Linked DNA regions of Homo sapiens: region 1 is linked to region 2. A link is an interaction called in ENCODE POLR2A ChIA-PET data of the cell type or tissue named here. Cell type or tissue: B cell. All regions are shown on one strand. Each heading gives the region's core, and the rest is flanking DNA. Links, peaks and the distances in the headings are about the cores only.

Region 1 (2,903 bases), core at 200-2,699, 170 kb after region 2:
TGATGCCTGAATGTTCCTGGGACAACTGAGTCAAGGGTTTCCTGTACTCAGGTGTGGGGTCTCTGAGTGAGTGTGGCCAGCGGTGTGGAGCTTTGTGTGAAGGTCACTGAAGCTAGGAGTCTGGGTATTTGGAATGGAGGTGTCAAGAGGTCAGGGCCCCAGGACTCAGGACCCACTTGAGGAGTGCTTCATGTCTATGACATGGAGGGCCAGTGTTTTCAAAGCACCTCCACACCTGTGGGTGGCAGTGATAGAGACCCCTGGGGGAAGATGGAGACTGAGGCTCTAATGCCTGGCCTAGGGGTCGCTGTGGCTGGGGCACAGGTAACCTTGGGATTTCTGGCCCTGGAGACCCAGCTGCCCTTTACTGGACACAAGAGGATCCTGTGGGTCTAAAGCCTAGTCTGGACCGGGTGCAGTGGCTCACGCTTGTAATCCCAGCACTTTGGGAGGCTGAGGCAGGTAGATCGCCTGAGGTCAAGAGTTTAAGACCAGCCTGGCCAACATGGTGAAACCCCATCTCTACTAAAGATACAAAAATTAGCTGGGGTGTGGTGTGCGCCTATAATCCCAGCTACTTGGGAGGCTGAGGCAGGAGATTCGCTTGAACCTGGGAGGTGGAGGTTGCAGTGAACCAACATTGCGCCACTTGCTCTGGGCAACAGAGCGAGACTCCATCTCCAAAAAAAATAAAATAAAATAAATAAAAATAAACTAGCTGGGCTGTAGTCCCAGCTAGTCCCGCCAAGGTGGGAGGATCCCTTGAGGGCAGGAGTTCAAGAGTAGCCTGGGCAACATAGTGAGACCCCATCTCTACAACAAAAAACAAAAAAATTAGCTGGGCACAGTGGCAACTGCCTGCAGTCCCAGCTATTCAGGAGGCTGAGGGAGGACCTCTTGAGCCCAGGAGTTTGAGGCTGCAGCGAGCCATGATTGCACCATGATTGCACTCCAGCCTGGGTGACAGAGCAAGACCCTATCTCAAAAAAAAAAAACCCTAGTTTGGGGGCAAATGGTTGGTTGTGGTAGTCAAGATGCATTGTTTATGGGTGACTAACACTGAGGACTCAGATTCTCACTTTGAGAAGATGGATGCTGGGGCTCAAGATCCTGAATTTGGGGTGCCTGGAGTTCCTCCTGCCCAGTTCTGGGCACGTGTGAGCCCTTGTTCCTGTTTTGGGACACCCAACACCCAGCTCTAGATGTCTGCAGTTGTGTGGCTTCGTCACTGAGGCCGGGGATGGGGGCTACTGACACCCACATTAGTGACGACAGTGGGGGCCTACTGTCTAGATTAGAAGTGACTTCCTGTGGCATTTCACCTGTCATGTTTGGGGTGAGTCAGTTCGGAGACTCAGGTGTCAAGTCTAGGGTGACTGGTTTTGAGGTTTAGCGGTGACCGAGGTTGGCAGCCCACATGTTGATTTGGGGGTCCTACTGATTACCTTAGGGCTGACTGAAGTTTGGAGCTCACTTGCTTAGTCTGGGGGTCACTGAGCCTGGGTGCCCCAGGCCCTAGTTTTGGGGACATCTGAGACTGGGAGGCTATATGCAAAGTGTGTGGGTGGGTGGCTGTGGAGCTCAGATGCCTATTTTGAGAGTGACTTGCTGTGGTTTTGCTGACCTTGAGGCCCTGAAGGTTAATTTAGGGGTGAGTGAAACTGTGGGCCTGTATTCTTTTTTTTTTGTGGAAATGGAGTCTCGCTCTGTCACCCAGGCTGGAGTGCAGTGGCGTGATCTTGGCTCACTGCAACCTCTGCCTCCCAAGTAGCTGGGACTTGGGTTCAAACAATTCTCCTGCCTCAGCCTCCCAAGTAGCTGGGACTACAGGCGCACGCTGCTATGCCCAGCTAATTTTTTTGTATTTTAGTAGAGACAGGGTTTCACTGTGTTGCCCAGGCTGGTCTCAAACTCTTGAGCTTGGGCATTCCACCTGCCTTGGCCTCCCAAAGTGCTAGGATTACAGGCGTGAGCCACTGCGCCCAGCCTGTGGGCCTATATTCTAATCTGGGAACAAATTAAGGCTGGGACCCTAAATCCAAAATAGAAGTGACTTACCATGATGTTCAGTTAGGGAGTTCTGAGGCTGGGGGCGTGGTTCAGAGCCCAAGTTTGGGGCTCAAATCCAAAATGCCTTAGATTGTGGGTAGTTGTGGCAAAACATTCAGATGTCTAGTTTAGGAGTGTGTAATCCCAGCTGCCCAGATGTTGAGGTTGGGATGACCATCTGAGAGCCCGAACATCAATCTGGGGTGACAGCTGGGGCCCAGATGTCCCTCAGCAGATCCAGTGCCAAGCTGGGGTTGTGTCATCAGATGCCTCCTGGGGGTGTCACTCTCGTGTATGAGAAGCCCATCTTTGGGAGATTAAGAGAAGGCAACCAGATGTCTGGTTTGAGGGCTACTAGTTATGAGTTCCTAACATTTATATACAATTTGGGGCTCACTGAGTCTCAAGACCTAGTTGCCAGGGTTTGTGGTTATTTGTACCTAGTTTGGGGTGATGGAGTTTGGGGTGTTGTTCCTTTTTTTTTTTTTTTTTTGAGACAGAGTCTTGCTCTGTCACCCAGGGTGGAGTGCAGTGGTGTGATCTCGGCTCACTGCAACCTCCGCCTCCTGGTTCAAACCATTCTCATGCCTCAGCCTCCTGAGTAGCTGGGATTACAGGCGCCCACCATAATGCCCAACTAATTTTTGTATTTTTAGTAGAGACAGGGTTTCACCATGTTGGCCAGGCTGGTCTTGAACTCCTGACCTCAGGTGATCCGCCCACCTGGCCTCCCAAAGTGCCGGGATTACAGGCGTGAGCCACCGTGCCCGGCCCGGGGTGTTGTTCCTTAGTGTGGGAATGTCTGAGGCTAATCACCCAGATACCTAGTTAGGGGTGACTGACACAGAGACTCA
Region 2 (2,903 bases), core at 89-2,588:
GACTGCTCCACAAAAGGCTTTTCTCTCACTCCGTCCAACCACTTCCACAGAACCCTAGATATAGATGCTGTCCATGCAGGGAGCTGTCCAGCCCTGGTAAGGCTGTTCCCTTGTTACAGTTCACCCCAATAATGGCCCGTTCCATTATTGGCCAATGCTCCCATTTGGGACTTTCCTTAACACTGAGCTGATAACCTGCCTCCTTAGAACTTCCTTCCACTGGGCCTGGTTCTGTGGAGACACTCTGTAAACTGGGCGCATGGCTCCGTGATGGCTCTTGTAGATGTAGCCTTTTTTTTTTGAGATGAGGTCTTGCTTTGCTGCCCAGGCTGGAGTGCAGTGGCGGATTATGGCTCACTGCAGCCTCGACCTCTTTGGGCTCAAGTAATCCTCCCACCTCAGCCTCCTGAGTAGTTGGGACTACAAGTGCATGCCACCACACCCAGCTAATTTTTTTATATATACATATTTTTTGTAGAGACAGGTTTTTGCCATGTTGCCCAGGCTGGTCTTGAACTCCTGAGCTCAAGCGATCTGCCCACCTTGGCTTCTCAAAGTGCGGGATTATAGGCATGAGCCACGGTGCTCAGCCCAGATGTAGCCTTTCAATACCTGGCTCTTGAAGTAACAGTAACTAGTCTGTTGGGTGCCACCTTTCTTCCAGGCACCATGCCAGTGATGGCCTCTTTGCTCCCATGAATCCTCCCCACAGCTGAGGCTCCAAGGGGTAAAGTGACCTGCCCCAGATTATTCTGTAAGCATGAGTGTTAGAGCCGGCCTGGAAGTCCAGGGCTCTAACCACATGATCCGCGGCTGCTGCTTTTAGCTGTCCTTCACGGAACATGGTTTCTAGCCCCTCCCACCCCGGCCACCAGAGACTCCAGCAGCAGGTGTTCCATTTGCCTTGTAGCATAGACAGCCCTTTACTGAGCAACGCCAAGGGCTTGGGGCTCTTCACTGGGGCTGAGCTCTTTTGCATCTCAGTGGCCCTGCTCTTGTTCTCTCTTTTCCCGGGAAGTCTGCTCCCTTCCTTTACCTGGACAGTTCCTCTTCATCTGAGCCCCAGCCCAGGAGTCCACACCTCTAGGAAGTCATGATGACTTCCCTCCCCCCAGCCGTGCCTGAATCTGCTCGAGGAAATATCAGTTGAAGGAACAAAGACTAGAGGATAGAAGGCAGAACAGGGCAGCCTAGCGCAGACCCAGCCAGGCCACCATCTCTGTGAGCAGCAGACATTCTTGCCTATGCACTCCTAGAGCCACCTCCCCCAGCTCCCCAGGGACCCAGCAGCAGCAAGCTGAGCCTCCACCACCTGCCGTATAGCCCAGGCCCTGATTGTCAAGGGCTCCTTAAACCCCTCCTCCTTTCCTCTCACTCCTCCTTCCCCAGCTTCCCTCAGCTCTGATCTTTCCCTTTCTGTCTTCAACAAGTGCAAAGCTGGGCCAAGTTTGTTTTCTGGGAATTCTCTCTCACAAACTGAGTTGCCCTTTGACGTCATTTCTACAACAGCACCTCCTATGGGCACTGTGCTGGGCCCAGGCTGCAGAGGGACCAGCTCTTCCTGACTTACCTACCCACTGCTCCAGCCTTCCCCGGCTCCTAGGCTCGGATGTCTCTCCCGGGCCGCATCTCATGACCTCCACCCCCCAGTCCACTTCTCATGCCTGCTAAGCTCTGATCCTGCAGTCATTCCACAAACATTTCCTGGCCTCCTGTGTGTCAGGCCATGGCAGGAAGCTGAAGACTTAGGAGTGAGTCACAGCCATCCTTGCCCCTGAGGGGCTCCCCGTCCTGCAGTGGAGCAAGCACATCAGTGAGCCACTAAGAAATGTTTCACTTGAAAGATACTAAGAAGCCCAGGAAAGAGAGTAAAAAACACTCATAAATGCTATCCCTTTGAAATTATATAAAGTACCAAGGAAAAGCCCCCCTTCCAGCCCTCTGATGTCAGCTTCCAAAGTAAATGCTGGTTAAACAGTTTGGCAGGATCCTTCCCTGCAATCTCCTAGCTTGTACAGACGAAGGGGCAATTATAATACAGTTCTATAATTTGTCTGTCCATTGCTCAGTGTGCTGCCTTCTGCCGAGGGGGCTGTGTGGATATTTACCGAATCAATGAGGGATGTTTTGCGGCAGATTTTCAATCAAGGATAGGAGAGATATCTCTCCAGGGAAGTATTTCAGAATGTCTGGGGTAGGGGCAGGCATTGATTGAAAACTTACGTTAACAGTTAAAACATCATTTTATATTGGAGAGTAGGGGGGAAAATTTCCTATTTTCCTAATAGGACCATGGCAAATAAAGCTTGACAAAATCTTTTAGGCTGCTACGACCTAGCGAGTGAAAGTTTCCCAAAGAAACCAACTGAGTGTGATGGGAATGTGGGAAGAGAAATGTGATGTGTGTCTGAGGGAATCAGGACCCACATCTGTCCAGGCTTTCAGGAGGAGGTGGGATCTGAACTCAGGGGAATGGGAAGGAGTTTGCTGGGAAGGGGCTTCCAGGCTGTGGGAATGGCAAGTGCAAAGTGAGAAAACAGGGCAGGCTGTAGCCGCACAAATAGGGATGGATGAGCTGGGAGGGAGGAGCCAAAGCCCAAGTCCAGGTGGCTGAAGAAGACTCAGGAATATTTGGCTCAGATCACTGAAAAGGCCTGGTCTGGAATATCAGGCCCAGCTCCAGGGGTCTGTCTCCCTGTTTCATTGTAGGGCAGGTAAAATGGGTGTCAGCATTTCCAGACTTGTAGCTATCCTGCCCAGGGAGATAAAATACGTCCCCTGGGCCGGGCAGGGTGGCTCAGGCCTGTAATTCCAGCACTCTGGGAGGCCGAGGTGGGCGGATCGCTTGAGGTCAGGAGTTCAAGACCAGTCTGGCCAACATGGTAAAACCCCGTCTCTACTAA

The links. Peaks named below come from ENCODE experiments on the same cell type or tissue, not always from the same donor. Only the 100,000 strongest peaks of a DNase experiment are listed, where the experiment ranks them.
Region 1: POLR2A ChIA-PET joins it to region 2 with 5 read pairs; 1 of 35 experiments calls an interaction of 5 or more read pairs at or near these places.

The regions. Positions count from the first base shown.
Region 1 is chr19:41,943,960-41,946,862 of GRCh38, reverse strand. No RefSeq gene overlaps it. Among named protein-coding and RNA genes, the nearest start is that of RABAC1, 14 kb to the left of the region's middle. RefSeq lists enhancers at 1,445-1,494, 1,945-2,054. In B cell, for the core only: no CTCF peak of the experiment used is centred there; DNase peaks (open chromatin) are centred at 1,382 and 2,272; H3K4me3 peaks cover 1,163 bases; H3K27ac peaks cover 2,500 bases.
Region 2 is chr19:42,112,548-42,115,450 of GRCh38, reverse strand. All of the region lies in intron 5 of POU2F2 (POU class 2 homeobox 2), which reads left to right. Among named protein-coding and RNA genes, the nearest start is that of POU2F2, 18 kb to the left of the region's middle. RefSeq lists an enhancer at 981-1,140. In B cell, for the core only: no CTCF peak of the experiment used is centred there; DNase peaks (open chromatin) are centred at 870 and 1,270; H3K4me3 peaks cover 1,178 bases; H3K27ac peaks cover 2,447 bases.